Linked DNA regions of Homo sapiens: region 2 is linked to region 1. A link is a loop called in an ENCODE intact Hi-C map of the cell type or tissue named here. Cell type or tissue: B cell. All regions are shown on one strand. Links, peaks and the distances in the headings refer to the core of each region. The heading gives the core; the rest is flanking DNA. Region 1 overlaps DOCK4 (dedicator of cytokinesis 4). Region 2 has its middle 210 kb from the start of PPP1R3A.

Region 1 (16,609 bases), core at 7,707-15,706:
CTGGTACCTTCCATGGAAGTGGGGAGACTGCTAAACGCAGTGCTCAAAAAGTCTTATTATGCTTCCCGCTGAATGGCATGGGTCCAACTTGTAGAAGTGTTTTTAGTCATCCATGCTGCATTAATGATTCAGAGAGCCTTTAGCTACTTACTACCCAGAGCATTAAATCCTGTGAAGTCTCATCAATGGTCCTAGCCCTTGGAAATGTCATATACACATACAATGCTAATAAAAAATAGCATGCTGATAATGATAAAAGGAGCATTACTAAACACAACCTTTCAAACATCAGCTGCCTACTTTATTAGAATATGTAATCTTATGTTCTGTCAAATGGAACAAATCAAATTCAGCTGTTTTGTTCCCTGAACACAGCCCACTCTTAACAGCTTTTGTGTTTTTCTCTTGTTCTTGCTGCCTAGAATGTCCTCACTGTCGATTAAAGCTATTGGTTTCCTGGTTTAACTCCTAGTGTAGAAGGTCTTCAAGAACAGGGACAGGTAGTAGGTGCTCAATACAAATACATCACGTTGAATTGAAATTCCTCATCTGCAGATGTCAGCATCTGAAAACCAAGAGATGTTTTCATTTGTTCGGCTCCAAAGCTCATTTGCTAATAATACACCCAACCTTTTCTAATGCAAGTCCATTTATTAACTTTATTTCACTTAGTGTGAATGTTCATGTGTTTCACTGTAGAAATATTATATTTCCTTTTTGTTTTTGAGACTGGGTCTTGCTCTGTCACCCAGGCTGGAGTGCAGTGATATGATCATGGCTCACTGCAGCCTTGACCTCCCGGGCTCAAGTGATCCTCCCACCTCAGCCTCCCAAGTAGCTGGGACCACAAGCATGTGCCATCACAACTGGCTAATTTTCTGATTTGTTGTAGAGATGAGGTGTCACGATGTTGCTCAGGCTAGTCTTGAGCTCCTGGGCTGAAACAGTCCTCTAGCCTTTGTCTCCCAAAGTGCTGGGATTACAGGCATAAACCACCATGCCCAGCCTTATTAATGTAATGCATTTGATTAAAGGAACCTGCCCTAGATCCTGCTAGGGGTTACATAATATACCATATATGGCCCTATACTGCCTTTCTAAAATCTGAAAAGTTCTTCATTCTGAAACATGTGGCACCAAAGGTTTCAGATGAAATTGGGGACCTTTATTTTCTAAATCACAGACCCCCCCCCCAATAGCTTATCAACTTTTGTTAAGATATCAATGCCTTTGAACTATTGTTTCCTCTGTAGTTTATTATTTTCAAAACCCAAAAAAAGTGTTTTTGTCCTGATTAAAAAATTAGCTCATTTCAGCTGGGTGCCATGGCTCACCTGTAATCCCAGCACTTCGGGAGGCTGAGACAGGTGTATCACCTGAGGTCAGGAATTCAAGACCAGCCTAACCAACATGGTGAAACCCCGTCTGTACTAAAAATACAAAAAAGTAGCCGGGCATGGTGGCACGCACCTGTAGTCCCAGCTACTTGGGAGGCTGAGGCAGGAGAATCGCTTGAACCGGGGAGGCAGAGGTTGCAGTGAGCTGAGATCACACCACTGCACTCCAGCCTGGGCAACAAGAGCAAACCTCTGTCTCAAAAAAAAAAAAAAAAAAAAAAAAACCTAAGCTGATTAAAAAATTTTTAATCAAGACAAACATTTATAGTTTAGAATCCATAAATGATTTTTTAAAAATCCAACTAAAGATTACGAGAATATTTTCATACCACATCCTGCCCATCAGAAAACAATGTGCCTCTTTCTAAATACTGTATACCCAGAATCTAACCACTCCTCAGCGCCCCCACCGATAGCGCCACCTAGTGCCTGATTACTGCAGTAGCCTCCTAAAAGATTTGCTTTCCCCCTTATCCCTGTAGTCTCCTCTGTACATGGCAGCCAGTGACCTTTTTAAACTTAAGTTATAGCATACAAAAATAGAGAAAATGTATAATGATATAATGAGCCTGACTTACCCATCATTGCTTCAACAGCCATCAAGCCAATTTTGTTTCATCTACATGTCTACCTGCTCCCTCTCAACTGGACTATTTTTGAAGTAAATCTCAGATGTCATATCACTTCATCTACAAATATTTTAGTATTCATATTTATTTTTAAAAACCTGAAATATTGTCACATTAAAAATTAACAATAATTACTTGATCATAAAATGTACAGTGTTCATTCCACACTTTACCAAGTCTTTTATTCTGCATTTTAGACCAGCCTGGGCAATGTAGTAAGACACCGTCTAAACAGAAAATTTAAAAAATTAGTCAGCATGGTGGCATATGTCTGCAGTCCTAGCAACCTCCTACTCCAGAAGTTGAGGCCAGAAGATCACTGGAGCCCAGGAGTTTGAGGTTACAGTGAACTATGATCATACCACTGTACTCTAGCCTCGGTGACAGTCTCAACCCTCTTTTTTAAAAAAAAAAAATTATATATTTTTAGGCCAGGCATGGCGGCTCATACCTGTAATCCCAACACTTTGGGAGGCCAGGGCAGGCAGATCACTTGAGGTCAGGAGTTCAAGACCAGCCTGGCCAATATGGCAAAACCCTGTCGCTACAAAAAATACAAAAAGTAGCTGGGCATGGTGGATCACGCCTGTAATCCCAGCTTCTCAGGAGGCTGAAGCAGGAGAATTGCTTGAACCCAGAAGGTGGAGGTTGCAGTGAGCCAAGATTGCACCACTGCACTCCAGCCTGGGCAACAGAACAAGTGAGACTGTCTCAAAACAGAAAAAAAAAAAATATTTTTACTCTATTATTCGAATCCAGATTTAAATAAGGGCCATGCATTGCAATTGATTGAAATGTCTTCTAAGTCTCTTTCAATCTGTAAGTTTCCCCTTGCATCACTTTCCTTATTTTTTTATTGAAGAAACTAAAGACTGTTTATCCTGAAATGTTTCCGTATGTGTGGATTCTGCAGACTGCATCCCAGTGAAGTCATATAACATGTTTCTCTGTCACCTGTATTCCTTGTAAATTGGTAGTTAGAACTAGAGACTTGATAAAATGTTTGCTTTTATTTTCACAAGACTACTTCATACTTGGTGTTATGTGCTACTGGTTGTCGTGTGTGTGTGTGATGTTGGCAGCCACTGGTGATCATTGACCAGATCCATTAATCTTTTATGGGTTGCAAAATGGTGATATTTTATTTCATGTTTATTTACTCATTGGAATACTCTGTAAAGAGAAATGTCCTCTCACTAAATATTTGATTACCCTGAGGTACAGGAAAGATAATGCTGTATTCTACAAAAGCGACTGGAGGGGTTTTTGTTTGGTTGGTTTTTGGATCATTAGTAACTCATGGATATAAGTATATTTGTTTTGTTTTAATCCATGGCAGTTATTAAATTTAAAAATGTTCCATCTTTGCCTGTTGGGAGCATCTTCAAAATGGCTCCTGAGTCTGTTTTCACAGTATCCAAGTAGTGTTTGTTACTGAGCTAACACACAGGATCTGATTGTCAAGTTCGATGCAGGACTCAGCGACCCCTCCCAGCATCAAGCTTTACTAGTAATTTCAAGGCAGGCAGGATGCTCAGATAAAGCAGCGAGATTTCTGAGACATTACACATCGTCTGCTAGGTCCTTCTTCCCCACATCAGTAATAATTCAGAATTATAGGTGGAGTCCCTGAGGTTCACAGGGTTCCTCATTCAGAAGCACGTTTAAATTATGAAGTGTCGATTATGAAACATTCCATTTTCTACTCCAGAGAGTTAGTTGTAAAGCTTCTCAGGGACATTCTGTAATCATGCCTCATGGATTCTGGTTTATTTATTTACTTAAAGAAATCCTTTGACTGGGGACTTTAGGGCATTCTGTAGATAACATCTCTTCCTCCTAGCAATTACTTTTAGTCTGTTTACTTGAAGGTTCAATTGACAAAGAGATAAGACATAGTCACCTGTCTTTTCTGTCCCTTAAGGACATTCCCCAGTAAAGAAAATGAATGGATCACAGGCCAGATACTTTCATGTTTTCCTCCCATCCTTACCTTTACCATCCTTCCTGGTAAGACGAGGTGGTCTAGGATCACTTGAACATCTCCTGCCCCAGACCTGAAAGCAGCTATTTCTCCAATGACTCCTTATTCATTTTAGTGGTGAACAATATTTAGAGATTGTAATCTGAAGGATAGAGGAAAGTAATTCTTGGTGAACACTCTATCACATATCTTTGCACACTTCTTTGACCGTCCCCTTATATTTCCCTAGAAGTGAATTAATCAAAAGTATCCCCACTGTAACCACTGATTCATGGCTCAGCAATGGGATATATCGTTTACACCCTGTCTAGAGGGGATAACTAGTCTTAGGAATACTTATTTCCCCAGCATCTTCTCCAACACTAAGTGTTGTATATTTTAATCTTTCCAAATAATAGACCAAAATTATACTGGGGTTGGATGTTTTGTTTCAGCATTTTTTGAATGCTAAGTGAAGATATGTTTTCATATATTGATGAACTCTATACCAATCATATCCTTTGCCCCTTTTCTTCAGTATTTGGCAAATATTAACATTTTATCTATCCTTCATGTTGGAAATATTTTCCAAGTCGTTTGTATTTTGCCTGTGTTTATTATGTCTTGTTTTATTTACTTTTAGAAAATTTGATTTTTAATAGCATTTGAATTTATAAAGATGAAGATTGCTTTTTTCTTATAGCCAAAAGCACATAAAACCTACTATTGTAACCATTTTTATGTGTGCAGTATGGTAGTGTTAACTATATATACATTGTTGTGCAACAGATGTCTAGAAGTTTTTCATCTTGGAAAACTCAAACTCGATATTCACTGAACAGAAGTTCTCCTCTCCCCTTTCCCCTAGACCCTGGGAACCACCATTCTATGTTCTAAGATGTTTTGCTTACTTTTTAACTTTCAGTTACTCAGAGCTCTCAGACTTTTCCTTTATGGTTTAGGTTTTGTGTACATAAAACAAAGGTTTAGTGTTACAAATAATCTGAAAGTAAATACCCGTTTTCCACCATTCAGGTAAAGAAACAGAACATTGCCAGCAGTATCCTGCAGGCCTCCTGTGCACCTCTTCTCAATTATAGCTCCATCTTCACCATAAAAGTAGTCACTATCCTGACTTCTATGGTATCCATTCCCTTGCTTAGTGTATCACCTATTTGCCTCTCTAAACAAGTCGATTTGGTTTTACCTGGTTTTGAACGTTATATAACATACTACTTGTGTTCTATTGAGACATATTTGACTCAGTGTTGTGTGTAATATTTTTCCATGTTATTGCATGTGATTGAAGTTTGTTTCATTGCTGTATACTATTCCATTCCATGAACATATCACAATATGTTTATTCTCTTGTCAATGGACATACGGATTTTGGAGATTATGAACATTTTTGTACATGTTTCCTGGTACACGTGCACAAACCTCCTACCCCACTTTTCCTTATATGCCTAGAATTTCTGAATCGATATACACACACACACACATGTATATATATCTTCAACTGTTTTTCCAAAGTGAATGAACCAACTTGAACTTCCAGTAGCAGTAATTGAGAGTCCGTTGCTCACAGTCTCACTCTCATCTGCTGTTGTCATTTTTACCATTTCAGTGGGTGTTTAGTAGTATGTTATTGTAGCAGTATTTTTCACATCTTTGATCACAAATGAGGCCCAACACCTTTTCATTATTTGTTTACTGGCCATTTGAATGTATTCCTTTGTAAGTGGTTGTTTAATTCATTTGCTCATTTTTTATTGGGTCGTTTGCCTTTTTCTTCCTGGTTTTTAAGAATCCTTATATACCCTGAACACGTGCTTTTTGATGGTTACACATGTTACAAAATCTTCTATGTTCTTGCTTATCTTCCCTTCTCTTTGTCTTTGATGAATGTTCAGTCTTCATATTCTAGGATTTTTCAGTGTTGGTTTAAGATGATCCAAGTGACCTTTAAAAACTCTAATTTGTTTCCTTGCCTGAATGAACCAATATTTAAATATGCTAATTGTAGTCCTGAATTACTTGATTGCTGAGAGCTTGGCAGACCTTCTCTTCAAGGCAATAGCAGTCCCAATGACATACATTTGAAGAGCACTTTTATCATTTTCACAATTAGGTCCTCCATACAGCCTGGAATTTTTAAGTCATTATGATTCTATTTGGCTCTCCAACAAATAGATCCTGCAGTATATATTATCTTGTTTTCTATAATTCCCAACTGTGTGCCATCCTGTGCCACCTTATGGTGCTGTTATATATATATATGAGGTTCATGTGGCATATGTCCCATCTTCCCAACTGGGCTGAAAGCTCCTTGACATCAGAGGATCCATAAATGCATCTTTATATCTCCCATGGTGCTTTGTATCAAATAAGCATGAGAAAGGGGATAATATTCAGGGTCTCTGAATATTTAACCCTTCAAAAGAAAAAAAAAACTAGTTTTAAAAGACATGAGATGCTTGGATATTATTTTAAGGATTAAATTGGTTGTTGCAGTGCTAATGTAGAATTGATGATTATCCAAACCACATTTCAATGAATAAGTATAATTACCTGCCCTTTCCAAACCTTGCTAATGAACATCCCACTTGACTTCCACATCCTTGTCTATTCTACGGAATGGCCCCTGGTAGAGATATTGATGGAAGCCAAGGGGGAGCACAGATAATTCAGAACATGGATAAACTACTTTGTCTTTCTTCTTGAATGTCACAAATTCAATATATATTTATGTTCATTTGCTTCTCAGGTAGAAATGAGTCCTCTGGAAAATGCAATTGAAGTGCTAGAAAATAAGAATCAGCAGCTGAAGACTCTGATTAGTCAGTGTCAGACAAGACAGATGCAGAATATTAATCCCCTGACTATGTGCCTGAATGGAGTTATAGATGCTGCAGTTAATGGTGGCGTTTCCAGGTATCAAGAGGTAAGGATTAGGTATTGTTGTTTCAGAGAAAGTTTTCAATTGTGACTTCTTAGGGTTTCATGAATCTTTTTTCAGACTATGTACCCATATCAGCACGCAAACATAGGGCTGCGATTGACACAGAGTCCTTTGTTAAATAGAGCAAACATACAGTCATTTGTAATTGCCCAGTAACTCCATTTTCCCAACATGTTATATTTGGATAATAAAAATGTGTGTGTGTGTGTTCATTCTTGCATGAATAAAAGTAGAAAGGACATTAGGACTGTTTAATAAATATCCGTCTAAAATAATTTCTCTAAGCAAAGAAGTTCATGGGCATAGAAAAGTCTGATCTGGGCTGGGCTCAGTGGCTCACACCTGTAATCCCAGCACTTTGGTTTGAGACCAGCTTGAGCAACATAGGAAGATCTTATCTCTTATTTAAAAAAAAAAAAAAAAAAAAAAAAAAAGATAAGACCGATCTTGCTTAGATGATACTTTAAGTGGACCTTTCATCTGCTCTCTTAAACAGAAAGATATAATACCCTGGAAGGTAAGGCCACCATCTAGGTCACACTGAATCTTAAGGCAGTTTGTTTTAGGATACAAGCCATATAGCTTACTGATTTGGGCTTGTTCTTTATTTTAGCAAGGGTACTTATTGTACAATCACTGATCTTCCTTTAACAATTCTTTCCTTATGTTCCCATTCTGACCAACCACCTACACTAGTAATCAGCCCATCTGTCCCAAAATGTGGTTTGTAATGGTGTCATTTCCATAAAGATGCCAGGTCTTTAAAAACAACTTGTCTTTGACTTGCCTTGTACTCCACTAAAGTAGACTGATTCTCCTTTCCCTTACTAGGCATTCTTTGTCAAAGAATATATCTTAAGTCACCCTGAAGATGGGGAGAAAATTGCACGATTAAGAGAGCTGATGCTTGAGCAGGTAAGGGAAGCAGAAGCCAACCCCCTTCTATTTTGCCTGGATATGTGCTTGCTTACCTAGAGCCCCCTCTGCATGGTTTCCTGCATCAGTGGTCTAACAGAAGCTGGCAAGCAAGGGTGACAGATTCCTGTAATATATCCCAGCTTGCTAATTTCTACTTCTTCTTCCCACTCCGATGCAAAAATTAATTTAACAATGAGTAGACTATGGCAGCCAGTTACAGGTTGAGTATCCTTTATCCAAAATACTTGGGACCATAAGTGTTTCAGATTTTGAAATATTTGCATATACATAAGAGATATCTTGGGGGAGGGACCCAAGTCAAATAACAAAATTTATTATTTCATATATATCTTATACACATAGCCTGAAGGTCATTTTATATAATATTTTAATAATTTTGTGCATGAAGTTTCGACTGCAACCCATCACGTGAGGTTGGGTGTGGAATTTTCCACTTGTGGGATGTTGGCATTCAAAAGGCTTCAAATTTTGGAGGATTTCTGATTTTCAGTTTTTGTATTAGGGATGTTCAACCTGTGAAACAAACAACTTCATGTGGTCTCTTAAAACATTCTTTGAATGTTCTCTTCCTAGAGACTTGCTGTAGGCTTGATGCCAACTTTTTTTTTTTTTTTTTTTTTTTTTTTAAGACGGAGTCTCCCTCTGTCACCCAGGCTGGAGTGCAGTGGCATGATCTCTGCTCACTGCAAGCTCCGCCTCCTGGGTTCACGCCATTCTCCTGCCTCAGCCTCCCAAGTAGCTGGGACCACAAGTGCCCGCCACCACACCTGGCTAATTTTTTTTGCATTTTTAGTAGAGACGGGGTTTCACTGTGTTAGCCAGGATGGTCTCGATCTCCTGACCTTGTGATCCACCCGCCTCAGCCTCCCAAAGTGCTGGGATTACAGGCGTGAGCCACCGCGCCTGGCCGATGCCAACTTTTCACTCAAAATTCTGTGCTCAGAAAAGTTCAGGCCAACTCCAAATATGAGGCATGAATGAAATTTTTACTTAAGCATTGTAATAAGGAAGTGGGCAATCAGTAGATCTTGCTTTAAAGCAGTGTCATATTTTGCAAAGTAAACCTATAGGTTACATGATATGGACAAAACTACATACAACTCATCATTTTCTACCCCCAGAGAAGCGTGGTTTATTTATTTGGAACCATCAAGTACAAAGAACTGGAATGAGTAATCTGTTGCCTACTGTGTCCCTATTGATAGCCTGAAATGGTTTGAAAACCTCTGAGGTAGGAGACATGGTTGGAAGCCTGTGTTAAACAGGAAATAAAGACATTTGCTTCCTGTGAAAAGTGGAATATGTGTGATGAAACATGACAAAGGCATTTCTTTCTACCCAATAATGCCAAATTAATAAGTAAAGCATGCTCTTTGGATTAGAAAATGAGGTCGTGTCTGGTTTTCATCCATCTTTTATGCTCTGTAGGCTTAGTCCACAAAACCTAATACTACAGGGAGAGAGGTGGCCACAGAAGAGAGAGAAGAATTACTTGAAGCTGATCTGTAAGGAAATAAAGAATAAGTCAAGTTCTCAATGTGACTCTGGGTGTTTGTAGATACTAGAAGTGAGCAGTTGAGGTCATCCATTACTTAGGATTATGCAATGACTTTAACCTTCATTGATTTTTAAAGATCTGTGTTTTACCTCTTATGAATGGTTCACTCCACCCCAGGACTGTATCTGCTGGATTCAGCCTGACTGAATTATTTCCCCAGAATTAAATGGTAGCTCAGGGTCAAGAAGACTGCCAAGAAAAATAAAACCAGGGAACCTTTATTTCTTCTACGTCCTGCTTATGTTCCTGAAACCTTGTGGAAAGAGCCATGGCCTAGAAAATGTGAGATCTCTGTTATAAGACAAGCAGTGCACGTGACTGTCAATGTGCCCTTGGCCAAGTCTCATCATCTCTGTGGGGAGGTGGACTGGAGAGGGCACCATCCTTCTCTGGACCTCTGCAAAGTAGTTCAGATAAACTCTCTAGAGGACAGAGACATGCACCACCCCAGTGCTCCTTCCAGGACAGACTTACTCTGCCTCAGCTGCAGGAAATGTGGCTCTCAACAGACATCTCCAGCTGTCAGGCCCTTCAGGGATTGCCTCCACTGCAGAGAGCCACTTGGCCCAAGGTTGCTACCTTCTCAGTGGTGCACATCCCATACTGAGGAAGCAATAGAAAGCCTGGCCATTTGGGACCAACACAGGACAACTTTGACAGACCATTAAAGGTCCAGAGGTTGAGGTAGGAGTATCATCTGACACCAGGAGTTCAAGACTAGCCTGGGCAACATAGCAAGACCCCATCTCTACAAAAACCTAAAAACTAGCTGGGTGTGGTGGTGCATGCCTGTAGGCCCAGCTACTTGGGAGGCTGAGGTGGGAGGATCACCTTAGCCCAGGAGTTCGAGGTTGCAGTGAGCTATGATCACACCACTGCATTCCTTCCTGGGCAGCAGAGTGAGACTCTGTCTCTAAAAAGATTAAAATACAGATAAATTTTTAAGAACATTCCAGAGGTCCCTTGGGTTTGGCAGTAGCTGACAGGACTGCTGTGCAGCTCAACTTCTTTTCTTGTCAAGTCCGGCTTCTGTCCCTCCCCCTGACAGGCATCAATCCCAAGGTACACCCTGATAAACATTATGAAATCCATGCTGGAGTCTACTTCCCAGAGAACCCAACTTGCAACATTCTGTGAACAAAAGGGAAGTCACCCAACGCTAGTGTTTAAAATGGAGAAGACTGGGGGCCTCTGCGTTTAGATCCACCTCCTACATCCCTTCCATGTCCTCATCACAGATGTAGCCTCTCCCTTTATGCCTCATACACACTGCACTCCAAGTGTGCCTTTCAAAGGCATCCTTGATATTTGTTATGCAAATATGCTGGCAGTGGGCAGCATCCAGAGCCCCGTCCCTTAGGGAAGGTGCTGGATGCCCCAACCCGCCAGGGTCAGTCCTGTTTGACCTGAGCTTTCAACCTAAAATCTTCACGAGCTGCAAAGATTAAAAATAGCAACAATAACAACAAAACCTTGTGGTGATATAGGATTCGTTTTCCTCCCAGTCTATGGAATTTGTCCTTTTGACCATGTTAGCATGGGGGGCATTTTTAAAATACAAAAGACAGCTGCTGCTCGAATCAAAGGAATCACACACTGTTGATGGTTGCACAAAGGAAGGTTGAATGTTTACCTTCATCTCTTCGGATCCTCACTGCAGGAAAGTTTTTTAAGTAGGACCTGCTCTCTCGTTGAATTATAAGTGAATATGAATAATGTTTTTTGGGATTTTTTTCTTTTTTCTTTTTTTTTTCTTTTTGGAGACAGAGTCTAGCTCTGTCACCTAGGCTGAAATGCAGTGGCATGATCTTGGCTCACTACAACCTCCACCTCCCGGATTCAAGCAATCCTCCTGCCTCAGCCACTCGAGTAGTTGGAACTACAGGCACGTGCCACCACACCTGGCTAATTTTTGTATTTTTAGTAGAGACAGCGTTTCACTGTGTTGTCCAGGCTGGTCTTGAACTCCTGACCTTGTGATCAACCCGCCTTGGCCTCCCAAAGTGCTGGGATTACAGGCGTGAGCCACCGCGCCTGGCCAGGAATAATCTTTTTAAACAAAAACAAGAAGCATGGAAACTGTCATAGAATTCCTTTTTGTTTTGTTTTTTCCATCCTCCCTGGCAGATTCTGAAAGTCTGTGGGAGGGATGGATGAGCACAGAGGAACCTAGTGGGAGAGGGAAATGTGGGGGGAGAGGGTGCCATGCAAAGAAGAGATCTTTAAGGGAGAATTGCCGGCCCTCTTAACAGTGAGCAGCACATGCCCCTATTCCTTCTCCACCCTGGGGAGAGAAGGAAGGGGCCAAAAGGACACATAACTGTTACGAGGCATTATAATTATAGATCTAAAATACATGGGAAAGAAGCCTGGGGGAGTAGGAAAATTAAGTCTGAAATCAGAACCAAGTTCTAATCCCCATTTGTCTTTTATCCATGCAGGATTTTTCAGATCCTCAGTTTTTCTTCACCTGTAAAGTGACAGCTGTTCCTACCTTGTCAGAGGCAGAGGATTAGCAATAATGCAAGCGAAATGCGTAGTAAAGTGCTCGGCCCATAGCAGGCACTTAGTGAGAGGTAGTCATTGATGTGAGGTTTTTTCCTTATGTTGTGAATTAAGGCACAGATTCTGGAATTTGGTTTGGCCGTGCATGAGAAGTTTGTACCTCAAGATATGAGACCCCTTCACAAAAAGCTGGTTGACCAATTCTTTGTGATGAAGTCGAGCTTAGGGATACAGGTATGTATACTTAGGTGTCCATGGCGGGGCAGCCTGATCACTGCCGTTTGCTTGTTAAAGGGATGATGATGTATCCAATAGTGACATCTTGTGGTTTTTCTACCAAACTGCACTGTTTTACCAGGGAGCCCTCAAATACAATTGCCTTGTCTGCTATTTGCGAGGCTTTCCTTTTGGGAAAACACAAATGTAAGTGAGGGAAAGCCAAATAATACTGGAACTTGCTTTAATAGCTCCCTATGTGAAGACTTGATGGCAATTAGGATGTGTGCCTAGTATGCTAACCTGTCTCATAAGTTATTTTGCCCAAATCATTACTGTAATGAGATATTTCCTTTACTACATCTTTAGGAGTTCTCTGCTTGTATGCAAGCCAGTCCTGTCCATTTTCCTAATGGAAGCCCTCGTGTGTGTAGAAACTCAGCACCTGCTTCTGTGAGCCCAGATGGTACCAGGGTAATTCCTAGACGCAGGTAAGTCATATTCCAAATTATCTTACAATTTGGCCTCACCCGCAAGCTGATCTGGAATGGTTCTCTCATTCTTTATGGCACAATTTGTCAAATACGCTATTTCTTAATGAAATAACTAACCCGCGAGGCAGCTGCAGACCTCTGCCACCAGTAAAACAGCAACAGCATGAGAAATAAATAAACTCAAACATTTGATTATATTGAGGCAAACAGGAGAAAACAAAACGGAATGTATTTTCCCCCCTTTGGTTTCATAGCATTCTAGCACATGATAAAGTACAATTTGGAGACTGAGTTAATGACCTTTTTTTTCCCCCTGAAACAGCCCGTTAAGTTACCCAGCTGTCAACCGATATTCTTCCTCCTCACTGTCCTCACAAGCTTCTGCTGAAGTAAGCAATATTACAGGGCAATCAGAAAGCTCTGATGAAGTCTTTAACATGCAGGTACTTAATTAGCTTTTTGTCTGGTTGTGTTTATTCCTTTTCTGTCTCAATCATGAGTGTTTCTGTTCATTCTGCTGTGCTGATGAACAGACCAACAAGCAAGAACTTGGCTTAAGGACAAACCTTTAAACACTCTTCTTGCTTTATGGGTCTCTAGAGTCTACAAAGACGTTTCTCTTAAAACTGCCCCATCGCTTTAAGACGACATCAGCAAGCGATGGAAAAGCCTAGGCACGCTGCACAAGGTTCAGCTCTGAGACCTGCCCCAAGTTCCTTCTGCAGTCCAGGACTCTCAGAGTGTGTTGCCACTCACTAGCTGCCTCTTAGCTTGCCTTTTTTTTTTTTTTTTTTTTTTTTTTTTTTTAGCGAGTCTCACTCTGTCTCCCAGTCTGGAGTGCAGTGGTGCGATCTTGGCTCACTGCAACCTCCGCCTCCCGGGCTCAGGCAGTTTTCGTGCCTCAGCCTCGTGAGTAGCTGGGATTACAGGTGTGTACCACCACGCCCGACTAATTTTTGTATTTTTAGTAGAGACGGGGTTTCACTATGTTGGCCAGGTTGGTCTCGAACTCCTGACCTCAAGTGATCTGCCCAATTTGGCCTCCCAAAGTGCTGGGATTACAGGCATGAGCTACTGCGCCCGGCCCCTCTTAGCATTCCAAAATGGCTTTTTTTTTCTTTAAGAAGACATGATTTGGCTAGGTGCAGTGGCTCATGCCTGTAATCCCAACACTTTGGGAGGCCGAGGTGAGCGAATCACCTTGAGATCTGGAGTTCGAGACCATCCTGGCCAGCATGGTGAAACCCCGTCTCTATCAAAAATACAAAAATTAGCCGGGCATGGTGGCGCATGCCTGTAATCCCAGCTACTCGGGAGGCTGAGGCAGGAGAATCGCTTGAACCTGGGAGGAGGAGGTTGCAGTGAGCCGAGAGCATGTCACTGCACTCCAGCCTGGGCAACAAAGCGAGACTGTGTCTCAAAGAAAAAAGAAAAAAAGACATGATTTGAGGGTCTGTTTTAAAATTATCTTTACTTATGTACATATCAGAAAGTTTCCAAAGGTATTTTTTTTATACAAGAAAAATGTAGTTTTTAGGGATTTTAGAGCCAGTATAACTCCTGCAAGCAAACATTTTATTTAAACACTACTAATATGGCATTTATGATAGTTCAGTAAGACTAAGCTGAAATTTTCCTCACCACTATCTTTGGAAAGGAGACATAACACTTATTTCCAAATTCATGCTTTGAACATACTTGTACAGATAACAAGAAGGCATATTTTATGCCTTTTAGACGCACTCGCCTGTTTTTGGGCCCTAGGCTGGAAGTCATTCTACTTATACCTCAATGAAGGAATGCACTGCTAACTGGTACGAAGTCACAGTGTATAGCTGAATCTAACACGAAGGCATTCCTTTGGCAGGAGTCAAAATCTCAGACTTTTCATTAATTCATGCAGACTTCTTTGTCAATCTAAGTTATTAAGATTTTCTATATTGTTAAACGGACTTTTTGTTGCTAATTTGAAAAAAAGTTGATGATTTTGTTTCAAATACGTCAGTGTCGTGGGAAGCCTTTAATCAGGGTATGATAATAGCTCCCTGTGTGTTTCCAGCCAAGTCCATCTACCTCAAGCTTGAGTTCTACTCACTCGGCTTCACCTAATGTGACAAGTTCTGCTCCATCGAGTGCCAGAGGTCAGTGCCAGAGTGTGGGGAAGACTGAGGGTGCCCAGAGAACCTTCTAGTCCTGGGAACTGTGGCCAGCTGCCACACGTTCAGGCTCTCGCCTCCAAACAGGTGCAGCACCACTACCATGCTGATGATCCTCTCTCTCCTTCTCTTCCCAGCTTCTCCTTTGTTGTCTGACAAACACAAACATTCCCGAGAAAACTCTTGCCTGTCACCAAGAGAGAGACCATGCAGTGCCATCTATCCAACACCTGTGGAGCCTTCGCAGGTACTCCTTGTAGGGTAGAGAAACTAGAAAACAAGGACAATTCTGGAATTGCTTACCTATCTCTGCAGAAACACGCGGTAGCTGCCAAAAGCAAGCAGCTGGGCAGTGTCAGACCAATCCAGCTGGTGAAGATTGCACCTCTGTTTTCTGCCCATGGTTAGAAATTTCTGCCTGAGCCATCTTTTTTTTTTTTTCTTTGAGACAGGATCTCGCTGTCACCCAGGCTAGAGTGCAGTGGCACAATCCTGGCTCACTGCAACCTCCACCTCCTGGGTTCAAGCAATTCTCCTGTCTCAGCCTCCCGAGTAGTTGGGATTATAGGTGCCCACCACCACACATGGCTAATTTTTGTATTTATAATAGAAATGGGGTTTTGCCATGTTGGCCAGGCTGGTCTCGAACTCCTGACCTCAGGTGATCCACCTGCCTTGGCCTCCCAAAGTGCTGGGATTACAGGCATGAGCCACCACTCCCGGCCCTGAGCCATATTTCTGATAGGGACACATGGTAGTTGCTTGGCAGTGATGCTAAAAGGGAAATGGGAAGTTTACCCTCCTTGATCTATTTCATTGCTGCTTCTTAAACATTATGCAAAGTAGTTGGGTGAATAAAGTGCCTGTGTTTGCATGCCCTGTGTATGTAACAGAAGTCTGGGGGAACCTCTTAAACTAGGAAAATACCCTTGAAGAGAAGCATTCTCCTGCCCAGCAGTCTTTGCCTTTGCCTAGACCTATTTAAAAGAGCTGCAATCGATTCCTATCTGGGTACCCATGAGTATAGGAGCAATTTGTTTGCCTTTGCCATTCTTGAATGCATGAGAAAAGAGCGGTTCAGTCCTCAGCCTTTCCCTGTCAACTGCTCATGCGAGTAAGGGAGCTTGGCCCTCACCCCCTGCCTGAACTTGGTTTTGAAGTGATCCCTGTTTTTCTGAGAGCAGAGGCTTGGGCTCAGCCCTTGGGCACTTCAGGAGCCTTGAAGGGTGGTTTCAAAGTTGAAGATTCATGGGTAGCCCTGAGTTTTAAAGATTTGGGAATAGTTTAGGAGCAGAGAAAAATAGTTATTTCTACTCCAGCTAATTTCTGTTTTTCTACACCATCCTGGCAGAAGTCTGTAGCCACATCCGGAAGTGGATGAGAGAGAGTGGGATTTGGCTTCATTGGTTTGTCTTTGCTGATTGTGTGATCCTCCCGAAAGTCCCAGGGTACCGCCTCTGCACAACGCTGATGTCTTGCAGAAATTATATCTGAGTGCATTTGGCTGGACTAGCTATTTCCCTTTGTCACTTGATGATGCTGCAAGGGAATTTCTCAGTTTGTTCTGCTCCAGGAGAACTTCTTGTCAGCATGGGCAACTCTGAAAGCCTTCTCTGATTAGCCTCCCAAGTTTTCTGGTTTTAGTAAAATTGGAAGCAGTATATATGTTGCTAAATTTCAATAGTGTGCACTGCCGTAGTACATCTACTTTTAAGGACTTGGTACCTTCTATTTAATATATTAGGTAAAACCATGTAAAACTGGCATTTTTATAAGTTAAAAATTGTAGA
Region 2 (16,609 bases), core at 4,615-12,614, 2.0 Mb before region 1:
CCTCTTTTTTTTTTCTTGCTCTGTCACCCAGGCTGGAGTTCAGTGGCACAATCTCAGCTCACTGCAACCTCTGCCTCCTGGGTTCAAGCAAGTCTCCTGACTCAGCCTCCTGAGTAGCTGGGACTACAGGCATGTGCCACCACCCTTGGCTAATTTTTGTTTTTTTTTTTTTTTTTTTTTTAGTAGAGACAGAGTTTTACCATGTTGGCCAGGCTGGTCTTGAACTCCTGACCTCGTGATCCACCAGCCTCGGCCTCCCAAAGTGCTGGAATTACAAGCATGAGCCACTGTGCCTGGCCTCTAGTTGCCTTTTATATATTTCTTACTGATATTTAACTTTATTTCACTGTGCGATTTTAATCTTAGTTTGTTAGAGAATTGATACATTTCAGAATAAGGTAAATTTTGTTAAATGATTTCCATGCACTCAAAAATATTCTGCAATTGTATTCAGTGTTCCCTATATGTTCATTATGGCCAAGTTTGCTTATTATAATTAGTCATGGTTTTATCTACATATTCTTTCAATAACTGAGGAAAGTGTTAGAATTTTCTTGTAACTTGACTGTAGATTTTACTGCTTTTTATTTATGTAGCTTTCTTATTTATAGTTTTGAAACTATTATCAAGTGCATACAAATTTAGAACAATTTTCCCTTCATGGTAGAAGATAACATTAGGAAATATCCTATTTATTTTTAGTAACTCTTTTTGGTTTAAAATCTACTTTTTCTAATATCAATAAAGCTAAACTATCTTTCTCATAGCATAGGTGTTTTAGTCCACTTTTGATGTTATAACAAAATACCACAGACTGTGTAATTTATAATCAATAGAAATATATTTCTCACAGTTCTGAAAGCTATAAGTCCTGGATCAGCTTTTCATGTCTGGGGAGGGCACAGTTTCCCTGCTTCCAAGATGGCGACTTGTTGCTGTATCCTCAAAGATAGAAGACGGAAGAGCAAGAAAGACACAGTCTCTCTGAAGCCTTTTGAAATAAGGGTATTAATGCATTCTTTTTTTTATAAGTAGCCACTACTTCTCCAGTACTGAAACTTAATTATGCAGAAGATTGTCTAGCATGTAGGTTGGCCGGCACAAATGCACAATTAAGGTTAAGAGCCATAGTTCTGATATTGTTGATATTTTAAAATTAAAGTTTTTAAAACAGTGAAACACTTCTTTTTATGTTGCTTTAAATCTATTTAATTAACACACATGTATTTAAGATTTTCAAATGCCATAAATAAGAGATAGCTTTATAATTCAGATTAGTAAGGACTCTAAAGTAGTTTTAGTTTATACTGAATTATTAGTACATTTAAAATTAAATCATTTTATTTTGCATTATGCTCAGGTGCTACTAGTATAGCTGGAAAAAATCTTTATTGCAAGAAACATAATATAAGAAATTGAACTTTGCTATTCTGCAGTGGCTTATTGTGCCCAGGATATGTTAAAATAGCCTATAATAACAAAAACGAATTTGTTAAATATAGGGTAAATTAAATAAAAATGAAGATTGAAATCTAACAGTGAATCTGATATCATAGACAACTTTAAATATAAATATAGGTCTGAATATTTCTAATTGCAAGAAAATTTCCTATTCAGACACATTTAGTAGAGTTTTACAAATATATGTTGCAGCACCATCTAGCAAACTCCTGGTGTATTTACCACATCACAAACATTTTGTTCTTTTTCTGGTAGTGAATATATTTTGCTGAATATCTTCAGAGTTGTGGAAAATTACATTTTTTATGAAGCAGAAGGAAATACTCTCAATGATAACTCATTACATAGACATTCTAAATTTATACTTTTAAATTCTATTTCCTATATATAAGCCCATGCATTAGAATACAATATACATGCTTTTCTTTTTAAACACAACTCCTCGAATATAATTTTAACATATGCCAATATTTGATATTCTCAACTGTTTACTTTATTGGTCTATGGATGAAATAAAACTAAAAGCCTTGTCTATTATAGCTAGGTAAAATGATGTAAATGGGAAAGTTCATAAATCATAAATTTATATTTTAATATTATTATTCTTGATGACAGTGCAGACAGTTTATGAAATGGAGGAGAGTATTGTAAGTGGGAAAACATGAGTTTGGACATAAACCAACTTACTATTTTTATGACCTTAGGCAAATTATATAACCTCTCTCAAATCTTAGTTTCCTGAGCTTCAACCTGCCAACAATGATAACAACAGTAATAATGAGGCATTGAGAAGAAGTGCTTTGCACAGAATATATAATTCAATAGATTATTTTTCATAATTTACCTCCTACTAAGTTGTTTCTGACTATTTTACAGGTGAAGCTATTAAGAAAGTAAACTGAAAAAAAATCATTTATCAAATACTCAATTTGTCTTGACTGCCTAGGTTCATTTTGACTTATTTCAGACAAAAGTTAACATAGTTTGCATACCAATAGCTCAACATGACCAATGGCAAAATAGTCATTTCTGTCAGTTCAGAAAATTGGTTGGAAGTTTTCATTCAGAAAAAGCAACTATTTTATTAACTGAATTGTTCTGTCTTTTCAACTGGTTAAGGTCTATAATTATATCCAGAGGAACAAATCATCTGAAAAGAAAAAAAAAAGCTGAATTCCAGTAGAACATGCTGAAAATAACCAAGTGAATTCAATGAGCTGGTTTAAGTTGCCTGATTTTTAGAAACATAACCCACATTACTAAGATAAAATGTTTTTCCACTAAGCAAATGTACAAGCAAAACAACCTCCAGGTTTTTATGTCTAGAAACTGTTCTTATTGTTTGAATTGATAGCTGATTTGAAGCTTGGGACACAGGCTGGGTTACAAGCGTCATAATGTCAGCCTGTCAACTATCACATTTCTGAAACACAGCATCCAGTTACTTTGGACAGGGAATGGTCTGCTGGATCCTGAGAGTTCAGTCCCTGCCAGCAGTCTTATAATAGCTGAAGGATGCAGACAGTAACCTTTCCATTTAGCACCGACAAAGATTCCACCCAGAAACCCAAAGCCTGGGAAACACCCGCAGAGGTTTAGCTTAAGTCAGAGTTAAAGCTCTAGTTTCAGTTTATTGTATTTTTTGTCCTCTTTTCTTTTTTTAGAAATTAAGAGACGTTTGACTGAACCAAATATACTGTTTATAAACAAAACACTAAGAACCTTGAAAGCACTAATCAAGTCCTATGATTAAAGCTCCCGTGTCAACTGCTTTGCCTCTTGCATTAACATCTAAATAACACCATTCTGATGGCATAGGAACAAAAGAGTACACGTTTATGACTGGACTATATAAAAGTGACAGAAAGAAATTAGCAGTTAAGGCTTTTCAGAGAAGGTTGGCCTCTTTGGTATAACTAAGCAACCTTTGAGAAGCAGACAGTGGTATTTCAGCACTTGAGTACCATGCTTTGCTGGGTTATTTCAGACACTACAAGTAATGTATTGTTTAGTTGTACCCATGTACACCATTAAATGCATCACAGTGTGGCATGGATTCAGCAAGTTTTAGTCATAACATGCCAGCTGGAGAATATTAAGGGGGGAAAATCCGTTTTCAATTTCTGCTTAATGTTCCGGTGATAATAATGTAACTCACTTCTGTAAATGTATTTACCTTTCAAACACGATAACTACTATTCAACATATAGGTAAAAATAGAATTTTCAGTAATGTGGCATTTGCTTACTCCCACTTCTTTACTCAGTTTTTGAATTTTGTTCTTATTCTTCATTGATACATATATGTTTCAACTTTTCTTTCTTTCTCTTTTTTTTTTTTTTTTTTTTACTTCTAGGGTTAATTAACCTTAACACTAGACTGACATTTGCCAGGTTTACTGGAGCAACAAAAATGTCTTTGTAGGCAAGAATTATACAAACACTGTGAATGTATTTTGCAATTGTTTTCCTGAACATTTTATGGCTACTAAAACCTTATGGTGGGCTTTTACAGTAATTATTGTGGCCTATGAAAAATGTGCTTTTTTTTATTTTTGCCATGAAAATAATTTTCATTTGCTTTCCTGCCCCAATCATTAAAATCTACCCAGAGGATTCCTCCTTGTCTACTGAGCATGTCTACTAAGACCTGCTCCATATTTAACTTGCTCTTAGATCACACCATGGCTTGAGAATTCTTTTAATCTCTTTTCCATTTATAACTGTACTGCTTGACCTTTTTTCAGCAAGGTGTCTTGTATATAAAATGTCAGTGAGAGGATTACAGACATGGGACAAAGACATAGTTTAATTAAAAAAGGTCCTGCGAGACTGAAAAAGGTTACTGGCCTAGATCACAAATATTTAATGCCAGATGACTATTTATGAGGCTAAAATAAAAAAAAAAAGAAAAAATGGCCACTAGTAATTGACCAACCATTACATTTGCAATAATTAAATTATATTTCTGATTAAAACTTTTGCTTTGTCCTTATGATAAATTAAAACATTTAAGCTATGAGTCATGCCAGTTAGAAAATTAAAATTAATTCAACATTATTTTAAGGGAGACAATATAACAGAGGTCTATAGACCTGGTTATTTTTAATGTCAAGGTCTGAATATTTTTTAAAATTCATTCATTGCTTAGAAACTACTTATGTGAAGCTACGTATGGTTTGACTGAACCAAATACATCCATGCAACAGGTGGCTTTGCCACCCATTTATCTTTTCATCTTACCTCATGTACATGCACATATATACAAATTAAAATAGTTAACAACTGAGTTATTTAACCACCGATTCAGCAATGACATCAGTTAATCAGATGGGATCCCCAAGCAGTCTAAAAGGATACTGCTATTTAAAACTAGTTTGACTATAAGTATGAAGGCCAGCAGAATTACACACACACATTCACACAGAAACACACACACACACACACACACAGAGTCATGTGCTGCAGAACAACGTTTCAGCCAATGACAAACTGCATAGTCCACAGAGGTTCCATAAGTTTGCAATGGAGCTGCAAATATCCTATTGCCCAGTGACTTTATAGATGTCCAAACATCATAGGACAATGTGTTACTCACGGGTGTGTGGTGATGCTGGTGCTGCCAGTTGATAAAGTCTAGCACATACAATTGTGTATAGTATATAATACTTGATAATGATAATAAACAACTATGCTACTGATTTATGTATTTACTGTATTACACTTTTTAATCATTATTTTAGAGTGTACTCCTTCTTGGAGTACAAAAAGTTAAGTGTAGAACAGCCTGAGGCAGATCCTTCAGGAGGTATTCCAGAAGAAGCATACAGGAAGTGAGAGCTCCCTGTATATAACATTACTGTAATGTTATATAATAAAAAATGGTAACAATCTGCTTTAAGCTAAACCCTTATCACACTTCCTTTCTAAAACTCAAAAGCTTTTTGGAATCAAACATCCCACCTGAGCATTAAGACGGTACTATGCTGCAGGCTTCCAACCTTAGATAATGATTGATCTTTCTGAAACCGTGAGTTAGGAATCTCATTCTTGTTTGTGATCACTTCTTGATATTTGCCCTGATCAAACACTTCCTCATGTGCGGGAGAATTTGCAGTTCTATTGGAGATACTTGTATGTTTTGTGGACATATAGAAGATAGCTTTTGGTGATTTTACATGACTCTAAATTCAAAAGTTCAAAAACTCAGAAATTCCTTAATTAGTAATATATGAGTATATGGCTCTTTCAGGCATTTGAATGTTTCAGCCATAGAAGCACCAACAATAGCAGGGATAGGACAAAAAATAATAGTTTCAAAAAGTTTGATCCATTCAGTATCTGAATGAAATGTATTCAGGAAGAACTCTGGTAATTAGCAGAAAAGAATGTGCTTACTGCTCATTCATTCAATGAATTGATATTTAATTTAATGACTACTATATGTCTGGCACTATGTCAAGTGGGTAAATAAAAATATAAATATTTTCTCTACTTGTGGAATTAAGGGTCTATTGAGGATGAGGAAGTGATAGATTTTTGTCTAATAACCATACTAATAAATATATAATTACAAACCCAGATAAGTGATATCAAATAAGAAATGCTCTATAAAATCTCACTCGAATGAAGATGATCTGGATAGTGGCTGATCCAGATGAGGCATGGTGAGAGATGAAGACAGTACAGCGAGCCAGTTCTCAAGGAAGGCTCAAGGACGAGAATCATAGAAACTTCCAAGGCTTCAGGAGAAGCCAGTCTGGAACAGACATTTTTACAACTTAAGAATAACAAATCTTCCACAGAAAAATAACCTGACTCCCATGAAGAATCAAACTACCATGGTAGACATTTAGCCAAATATGGATATGATAGACAATCTAAAATATTATAAAATAAGCTTTTCAAAATAATTTTTAAAGACAGATAAGCAGGAATGAAAATGTTAATGTATGATAGAATGCTATGGTCACACACAGGGAAACTAGAAAAAAAGACCAAACAAAATGTAAATGTTAATTAAAGAAAAAAATAATTTAATGGAAGAGTTAAACAGATTAGGAACTGCTGAAATGGTATTAGTAAGCAAGATGTTGAAGATGAAGAAATCACTCAGTATATGTCAAAGGCAGCATAGAGAGATGGAATTGAAAATATGATTTTATTAGCCAGGATCCTCCAGAGAAACAGAAGCAATATGATCTCTCTCTCTCTCTCTCTCGATAGATAGATATAGTATATATATATATATAGATATATAGTATAGATATATAGATATATAGTATATATATAGATATATAGTATAGATATATAGATATATAGTATATATATAGATATATAGTATAGATATATAGATATATAGTATATATATAGATATATAGATATATAGTATATATAGATATATAGATATATAGTATATATATAGATATATAGTATATATAGATACAGATAGATTTATGCCTCTATCTATATCTAGCTATATAGATATAGATATATCTATAAATATGCCTCTGTGTGTGTATATGCAGATAGATAGATAGATATGCAGATAATTAAGCAAAGAAAGGAGGGAAAATAGTAAACAAAACAAAGTGATAGAAATAAGTCCAAACATGTGAGGGAGAGACAGAAAGATACAGAGAGAAGAGGGAAGGAAACAGATTTATTTTAAGGAATTGGCTTATGCTATTGTGGAAGCTGACAGTCTCAAATCTTCTGGGCAGGCCAGCAGGCTAGAGACCCAGGGAAGAGTCATGTTGCAGTCTTAAGTTGGAAGGTAGTCTAGAGGCAGAATTTCTTCCCTCTCTGAAGATCTTAATCTCTTCTCTTAAGGCCTTTAACTGATTAAGTGAGGCCCATGATATTGTGAAAGATAATCTGCTTTATTCAAAGTCTACTGATTTAAATACTAATCATATCTTTAAAAAATACTTCAAAATCTAAACTTGTTGTTGACCAATACAACTGGGCACTTTAGCATAGCCAAGTTGTCACATAAAATTAACCATCACAATGAGTGCATATTAAGAGATGCCAAAGATAGAGTGAGAAAGTCTCATGTTTATTTGGAAGGTGTTCCAGAAGGAGAGGTAGAGACTAGCAGTGAAGCAATATTTACAGAAATATTGCCTGAAAGTCTGTCCAAATGTAAGGGAAAAAAATAAAATTTTTGATTTAAGTGGCACACAAATTCAGAGCAAGAAAATGCAATTAATTCCACAATGAGTGGGTTATTATGAAACTGCAGAACATAAAAATAAAAAGAAAACATTTAAAGGTTTCAAAAGAAAAGACACATCATCTACTAAGGAAAGGTAAGCAGAATAAAAACTGTTTTTTACCATCAAGAGCTACCACAGGTAGTGGAAAAATACTTTCAAAGGACTCAGGAGAAATGATTGAACAAATGGACTTTTATACCCAGCTAAATGATTGATGAAGAATAAAGGCAAAATAAAGGCATATTTTTCAGACAATATCTGAGAGCTTTTCAGTTTGTGGATTTTACTGAAAGAAAAATTAACTGATACATTTAAGTATCTACAAAAGAGGATTCTGATGAAAAAAAATGATGATGCACAAAGTGATTTTCCCTAAAGAAATTTTAAACATTTTAATAAAACTCAGTAAGCTTTGATTGCAAAAAGTATCTGGTTTTGAGGACTTCCAAAGCAAGTAGTATCTAAAATACTGGACAGCTACCCTTAAAGAGGGGAGTATGTTAAAAAATAAATTGTTCTAATGTTTTTGAAAGGACAGAGATATTATTGAATGTTCTACTTTGTTATGTCAAGAATGGATGTTAAAAATAAAAGGACAACTGCTAAAGAAAATGAAAATAAAATACATAATTTCTAAGCTAGTAGAAGAATAAAAGGGAAATTACAAAACAAGCAGAAAGTTAAGCAAGAAAGGATGTAAAATCGTAAAAAAAAGATGACAGATGTCCAAATACATGCTAATAATCACAAAAATGTAACCGAATTAATAAAATATAGATTTTAAGATTAAATTTATTTTTGTTCTAGCTTTGTTTCCTGACAGCATCTAAGCATTAAAACACAGAAAGGCTGAAAGTAAAGTGATGATGAAACATACACTGAAAAATACTAAAGAAAAGGAAACTAGTGTTGCTATGTTAATTTCAAATAAAGTCAACTTTAAGGCAGATGATAATCACCTTATGACTAGCCCCTTGAGTCATCTTAAGTAACTAAATTTATATTCACTGGAAGAGAACTACTAACAGAACTTATCAAGCCACCAACTTCTGGAGACTATGACAGATTCTCAGGAAGCTGTCTGGACAGTATCTTAGGGAATGTCATTCTGTTACTAAATATTTTAATATTAGTACTTGGGTAGATAGTTATTCTAGGACAGCGTGATGCATTTGGATACTTTGTCAGCCCAGGGCTTACCCTCTGGTTTGGAAAACCAAACTGATTTAAAAAAAGGCGTAACTAAAAAATAAAAAGGAAAAGGCCACATAGAGGATTTTGACTAAATGACAGATATTCTATGTGTCTGAGACATTTGGATTAGTGCCTAGTTGACCCAGTAAGCTATTATGCAAATCCTACAAGTTCCATTCACCTTAAGTAAGTGCATGCTTTCTGAGGGACTCCTGGTTGCAATTCAGTTTATGACCACTAGATGGCATGTTGCCTTTTTGCAAAGAGCAAACGTCGCAGACCTGTCAAGTAGCCTTAAGAAGGAAAATTACTGAATAAATAGATAGATAGAAAGGTAATTGTGGATAATGGAAGATGGATAGAGAGAGAGAGAGAGAGACACTGTATAGATAGAAAGGTAATTGTTGATAATGGGGGGTAGACTCTGTCATGAATTAAAATTAATTATTATCTACTTAGAGATAAACTATTAACAATGATGCCAATATAGTGATTTCTAAGATCCTTTTCCAATGCTACAATTCTATAATACCATTTGAGACAGCATATAAACAAATTAAACTTTCTCAGACATCGGAAGAAATTTATATTTCCTTTTAAAATTTGTTTTATTTACTGTTTTATAAAAACTCTTTTGTGTTTTACGTATTCCAGATATTTGGCAACCACATCCCAGGTTAGTCTCATTCGTACTTGGCCTGTATAATCTTCTATTTTATCTCCTAGAGGCAAAGACCTATTCAAAGTCTGCCTGAAGATGAGTTCATTGGGCAGTTAGGCAGCTGCTGCTGTGAGATCAACATTTTGTCCTTGTGGTCCCTTGGAAGGCCCCAGGGCTTTCCTTTTTCTCCAGAGGTGTGCCCCCACTGCTGTTTCAGATGCTAGGATTTCATCCAATCATCTAGTCTGCAAATGTCTGTCTTTGCCTCTTCCATTTCTAGCACTTTGACTTTTGCTGCATGTCTTGACCTGGACAAGTCACTTCATTTCATTGAACCTCTGTTCCTTCACCTGTGAATTAGAAAAAGTGTAACTTGCCTCCCATGGTTATGTGAGAATCCAAAGAGATAATGTGTAAAGTACCTAAAACATGGGCACAGATTGACATATACATTAAAGAATTACATTTTTGAAATTCTGAGAAAAAAATTCAGAGATAACATGAAATTCTGACAAAACAATCTCAAAAAAGCCTGATTCGAAATAATGAAGGGGATAACTAGCAATGCCAATGGGGCTATTCACGTATTCTCTTAGAAGTTCAGAAATTAAAAGTACAAATACACTTCCCAAATGGATTATCATGATTATACAAATTTGATCCAACTCCTCTATCATATATTCATTCCAACAGGTTTGATCTTGTATATACCTATTAAACCTGTGATTAAATAACTACTTTAAAAAAAAGGACAAGTAAAAATTGTTGCTATGGGCTTTTGAAATAGAGTTAAGACATTTAAAGCCAGAATTAAGTAAGTTTTGAGAAGAAAACTAGGATAAAATATCATTCAGCTGAACGTATGAAAAAAGACTTAAGAATATTAATTAGGTGAACATCAATGTTAGCTACCTGTGTGATGAAGCTGACCAATAGGCTGACATTACCTTTAGGCCCCTTAACAGAAATAGTGTCTGCAATGAGGAAGGTGTTAGTCCTATTATGTTTGGCTCAGGTCACATCTCAAGTAGAGTATAGTATTTGTTTCCAAGTGCAAACACTATCAAAAGTGTACTGGCTGGCATACCTTAAGACATAGATGCTGATGGTCTGGATTAGTGGGAGATAGGGGGTTCCAAAGGAGATAGGCTTACTGGGGTTTGAGAAAGTCCACTTTTGTGGCCACAGTTTGCTATTTGAAGGTCCCAGATAAAGTCAGTAGTCAAAATTGGGAGGTGTGTAAAGTTGCCAGATAAAATCAAGAATATACTTTAGTTGCGTGGGACATACTTTTATACTAAAAATTATGTTTTACTTATCTTAAATTCAAGGTAATTTATATAATTAAATATGTCCCTTGCAACTAAAGTCTATTCATTGGTTATCAGAAATTTAAATTTAACTGGGTATCCTGTATTTTTATTTGCTAACTCTGGCAACCCTGGGGATATGATATAAGGATGGGGATGTTCAATGAGCAGAAAACACAATGACAATGATTTCAGAGAAGAGATAGTTAAAATCTATATTAATGAATGCAATATTGCAGCAAAATGAGTCTTTCAGCGTTTGATTCATATTAATACAAGTATCTTATTGTAGACAATGGTCAGAAGTTATATAAAATTAAAAGTCATTGACATTTAACTCATTTTAAATACTAAAGCTTATGAACACTAGAACAATTTCCTTTGCTAGTACCAGCCTGGCCATGTTCAGACACTTCAGTTTCCTGTACCTGCCGTGTATCCCAGCTGCATATCTGCAGAGTGCAGTTGGTGGACATCAGCTTCTTCCTGCCCTCTTAGGCTTCCTTGATTAGAGCCTTTGGGAGCATTGTGTAGCCACAGCCTATTCTCTTTGGCTCCTACTCAGTTGCAGGTCTGACTTTTTTTTTTTTTTTTTTTTTTTTTTTTGAGATGGAGTCTTGCCTCCGTCACCCAGGCTGGAGTGCAGCGGGGCGATCTCGGCTCGCAGCAACCTCCGCCTCCTAGGTTCAAGTGATTCTCCTCCTGCCTCAGCCTCCCGAGTAGCTGGACTACAGGCACTCACCACCATGCCCAGCTAATTTTTGTGTTTTAGTAGAGACATGATTTCACCATGTTGGCCAGGCTGGTCTTGAACTCCTGACTGCAAGTGATCTGCCTGCCTCAGCCTCCCAAAGTGCTGGGATTGTAAGCATGAGGCACCGTGCCTGGCCTGTTCTGACTTTTCTTACAGACTATGCAGGCTGTAACTTCACTCCTTCCCTTCTCTAGAGGTGACTGAAAAGACCTCAGAGGTTTACACTTCAGGTGCCCACTGAGTGGTCCAGAGGTGATGGGGTGCTTTGTGATTAGGGTGCCAGTGTTAGAATGAATGCAGGGAGGCAGGGAAGGGGATGAGAAAGAGAATGTCATGAGTCACCAAAGGTAAATGCAGCAGCTGACTGATGTTTGAAATAAGATTCATGCCAGCAAGACTGAACATTGCAGTATTATAAATGTGTGAAATCCTGGGCAATCAGAGCACACAGAACAGAAAGAAAGTTAGTATAAAGAAACTCTGAAAGTAAAGTATAGGACACTAGCCATAGCAACTGAGATCTTGAGAATTTTTACAGCTAAATTTAAATGGAACAAGAACAAAGATTTTGACACATATCACATTAGAATTGGGAAACGAGCAAAGACTGGATGAGCAGAAAAGCTGATGGTGCTCAGCCATAGCTTTCCATGTCTCTCCTGCCCATGATTATCCTTGGTGGTGGTGAAGGAAGTTTCCAAAGTACATTTCTCAGGGCACTACTCCTCTGATATGCTCCATGAGCAGAAAAATAGATTTCTAAGATTATTTTTAGAAAACACTGTGTGTTATATTCTCCACCTTGAGGATGATTATATTGCACATTAACATATTAAAAGTTTTGAGAAGTCCTGCAGGGTTAAAAAACAAAAAGTCATTTGACTTGGTTCCTTCCAGCATTTGTGTTTGACCACATGACTTTCTCTGGGTGCCACATCTAGTAGTATCTCACAGAACAAGCATTCTGTAAAATCACTGTGTGGGGTGTGGGGTGGGCGGCATATTACTGGCATATGTGGATCAATACTCTGCAGCTTGTCTACCAGGAAGAATTCCAAAGAAAAATATCCAGCATTGTGAAAAGAAAAATAATAATACTTTTAAAAATATGTAAACTTTAGAGAAGTGCAAATTGAAAATCAAAGTTCAAATAATTTGCTCGATGTCACTAGCTCATAAGTAATGGAGGCAGGATTTAAATGTAGGCATCTGGATGCCCCAAGCCTACACTCTTAACTAGTCTAAAAATAGCTGTTCTTTCTTCCCACATATATTTATTAAATATGTAAAAATATGATGGATAATAAGTATATCATGGCCAGGCACTATGTAGGCACCTTTGACACATCCGTGGATAAATAGACAAAATTCCCTGCCCTTGTGAGCTTATATTTGATGATGGGATACAGTGATAGGTTAACTCAAATAAGTTAATTATATAGTTGCCCTATAATTCTATAGATGCTAGTAAGCAATAAGAGCTATGGAAACAGATAGAGTAGGAAGGCCAGGGCATTCAGAGTGAGTAGGGGAAGATTATCATTTACCACAGGGAGGCCAAAATGGGATTCATTGAAAAGGGACATTTGAGCAAAGAGTCAAGAAGGTAAGGGTGGGAACAGTGTAAATATCTGGGGTAAGAGTATTCTAGTCAGAGGGCATGGCCAAGGTAAAATCAGGAGCATGCCCAGTGTATTCCATGATGAACAAGGGGGCCAGTGTGGTTCGGTCAGAGTGGGTGAATGGAAGGGTAGGAAGGCAGGAGGTCAGAGAGGAAATGAGGAGCCTGCAGTGCAAGACCTGTGTAAGAACTTGGGCATATGACAAACAATTGAAAAATAATGAGGGATTTATAGACTGAGGAAAACAAGACATTGTGAATCCGATAGCTATTTTCATTCCAGAAGGTGTACACTTGGATGCTATATTGATCTTGCTCAGGGATTGGCCTTGGGGGCTGCAAATATATATAACATAGGGGAAGATATGGGGAGGTAGATTTGGCTTAGATTTGAGGAAGCACCATCTGACCATTTGAAAGAGTCCTTTGAATGAAGGAACAAGTTCCCACAGGAAGGGAGGACCTTCCATCTTAGTGTTATTCTAGCAGAGACTAAGTTTATTTGGGAAAGAAGAACAGGTATTTAGGTATAAAACAAGCGATTCAGTGATAGAGCTGCTAAGATCTCTTCCAAATCTAAATTCTGTGATTCCATACAAATGGCTTTAGATGTATTTGCAAGTCAATGAAATATAATATTGATTGCTTTTTAATATATATAACATAAAATTGACTATACCAGTTTAAACATTTTTTGAAGTGTACAGTACAAGAGCATTAAGTACATTCACATTATTGTGCAATCAATTCCACCATTCATCACCAGAACTTTTTCATCATCCCAAACTGAAACTCTGTACACATTAAGTAATAACTTGCAATTTCCCTCTCTCCCCAGCCTTTGTAGACTAAAAACACTATTCTACTTTATGTCTCTATAAATCTGACTATTCCTAGTACCTCACATAAATAGAATCTTAAAATATTTGTCCTTTGTTTCTGGCTTATTTCAGTTAGCATAAAGTCTTTGAGGTTCATTCATATTTTATCATGTATCAGTGCTTCATTCCTTTTTAATGTTGAGTTACATTCCATTGTAGGTGTATTAGGGTTCTCCAGAGAAACAGAACTAATTTCCATATTAAGAGATTTATTATAAGGAATTGGCTCACATGATTATGGAGGCTGGAAAGTCCAAAATCTGCAGTGTGGACTAGCATGCTTGAAACCCAAGAGCTAATGGTGTCGTTTCCACCCCAAGGCCAGCAGGTGGAGAGACAGGGGAGCTGATGGTATGCATGAACTCCGAAAGTAGTCTGCTGGAGAACTGCCTCTTGCTCCAGAAGGTCATTCTTTTTGTTTTATTCAGGACATCAGCTGGTTGGATAAGACAAACCCCCATTATGGAAGGCAATCTGCCAACTCAGAGTTTACCAATTTAAATGTTAATTTCATCCCCAAACATTCTCCAAGTTGACACATAGAATTAACCATCACCCGTCAAAAGTGGTCTACAAAGAACTTAAACAAATTTACAAGAAAAAATCAAACAACCCCATCAACAAGTGGGCAAAGGATATGAACAGACACTTTTCAAAAGAAGACATTTATGCAGCCAACAGACACATAAAAAAATGCTCATCATCACTGGTCATCAGAGAAATGCAAATCAAAACCACAATGAGATATCATCTCACACCAGTTAGAATGGCGATCATTAAAAAGTCAGGAAAGAGGTGCTGGAGAGGATGTGGAGAAATAGGAACGCTTTTACACTGATGGTGGGAGTGTAAACTAGTTCAACCATTGTGGAAGACAGTGTGGTGATTCCTCAAGGATCTAGAACTGGAAATACCATTTGACCCAGCCATCCCATTACTGGGTATATACCCAAAGGATTATAAATCATGCTGCTATAAAGACATGCACAAGTATGTTTATTGCAGCACTATTCACAATAGCAAAGGCTTGGAACCAACCCAAATGTCCATCAATGATAGACTGGATTAAGAAAATGTGGCACATATACACCATGGAATACTATGCAGCCATAAAAAAGGATGATTTCATGTCCTTTGTAGGGACATGGATGAAGCTGGAAACCATCATTCTGAGCAAACTATTGCAAGGACAGAAAACCAAACACCGCATGTTCTCACTCATAGGTGGAAACTGAACAATGACAACACTTGGACACAGGGCAGGGACCATCACACACCGGGACCTTTTGTGGGTTTGGGGGATGAGGGATGGGTGAGGGATAGCATTAGGAGAAATACCTAATGTAAATGACAAGTTAATGGGTGCAGCAAACCAACACGGCACATGCATACATATGTAACAAACCTGCACGTTGTGCACATGTACCCTAGAACTTAAGGTATAATAAAAATAAAAATAAAATAAAGTAATAAAAATAAAAACAAAAAAATTGATAAAATCTTTATGTGATATCATAACCCTTAAAATATTTTATATGTAATTGACAGTGCTCTTTAGTAACTATGAAAAAGCCCTTAATTGCTATATAATCTAATAAAGTGATTATGTCGATGGTTAAAAAAAAAAGAATTAACCATCACAGTAGGAATATATTGCATTGTGTTTATTGAATCATCAGTTGATGAACATTTTGGTTGTTCCTGCCTTTTTTTCCTATTGTGAATAAAGCTGCTATGAACATGGCACAAATATCTGCTTCTTGAGTCTCTGCTTTCAATTATTTTGAAGGTGAACTCAAAAGTAGATTTACTGGATCACGTGTTAATTCTATATTTAATTTTTTGAGAAACCTCCATACTGTTTTCCACAGAAGCTACACCATTTTAAATCCCAACCAACAGTGCATAAGAGTTTCAATTTCTGCACATCCTTGTCAATACTTGATATTTTCTGGTTTTGGTGTTTTTTTTGTTGTTGTTGTTGTTTGTTTGTTTTTAATCACCATTCTAGTGGGTGTGAAGTGTTATCTCATTGTGGTTCTGATTTTCATTTCCCTAATGATTAGTGATATTTGGCATCTTTCCTGGGCTTACTGGTCATTTGTTTATCTTTTTGGAGAAATGTCTATTCAAGTTCTTTGGCCATTTTAAAATCAGGTTGTTTTCTTCATTTTGAGTTGTAGTAGTTCTTTATATATTCTGAATATTAATTTTTTATCAGAGGTAAGATTTGCAAATATCTTTTCCTATTCTGTGGGTTGCATTTTTGCTCATTGAAAATGCCCTTTGATTCACAATAGTTTTTAATTTTGACAAGTCCAAATAATATAGTTTTTCCTTTGTTACCTATGCTTTTGATATCATATTCAAGAAATCTGCTAAATCCAATGTTATGAAGCTTCCTCCTATGTTTTTTTCTAAGCGTTTGGTAGCCTTTACTCTTAACATTTAGGTCTTTGATTCATTTTGAGTAATTTTTGTATGTGGTATAAGGTAAAGACCCAACT

The links. Peaks named below come from ENCODE experiments on the same cell type or tissue, not always from the same donor. Only the 100,000 strongest peaks of a DNase experiment are listed, where the experiment ranks them.
Region 2: it touches region 1 in a loop (7-fold over the local background); 6 of 110 quality-filtered maps call a loop at or near these places.

The regions. Positions count from the first base shown.
Region 1 is chr7:111,737,591-111,754,199 of GRCh38, reverse strand. It overlaps DOCK4 (dedicator of cytokinesis 4), which reads left to right. Exons shown (of 53, transcript NM_001363540.2): 43 at 6,757-6,933; 44 at 7,783-7,866; 45 at 12,068-12,187; 46 at 12,539-12,660; 47 at 12,986-13,106; 48 at 14,723-14,804; 49 at 14,957-15,066. Among named protein-coding and RNA genes, the nearest start is that of DOCK4-AS1, 63 kb to the left of the region's middle. RefSeq lists an enhancer at 10,680-11,321. In B cell, for the core only: CTCF peaks have their summits at 12,065 and 12,267 (motif pointing left); a DNase peak (open chromatin) is centred at 12,269.
Region 2 is chr7:113,702,989-113,719,597 of GRCh38, reverse strand. No RefSeq gene overlaps it. Among named protein-coding and RNA genes, the nearest start is that of PPP1R3A, 210 kb to the left of the region's middle. In B cell, for the core only: CTCF peaks have their summits at 8,899 and 9,105 (motif pointing right); a DNase peak (open chromatin) is centred at 9,117.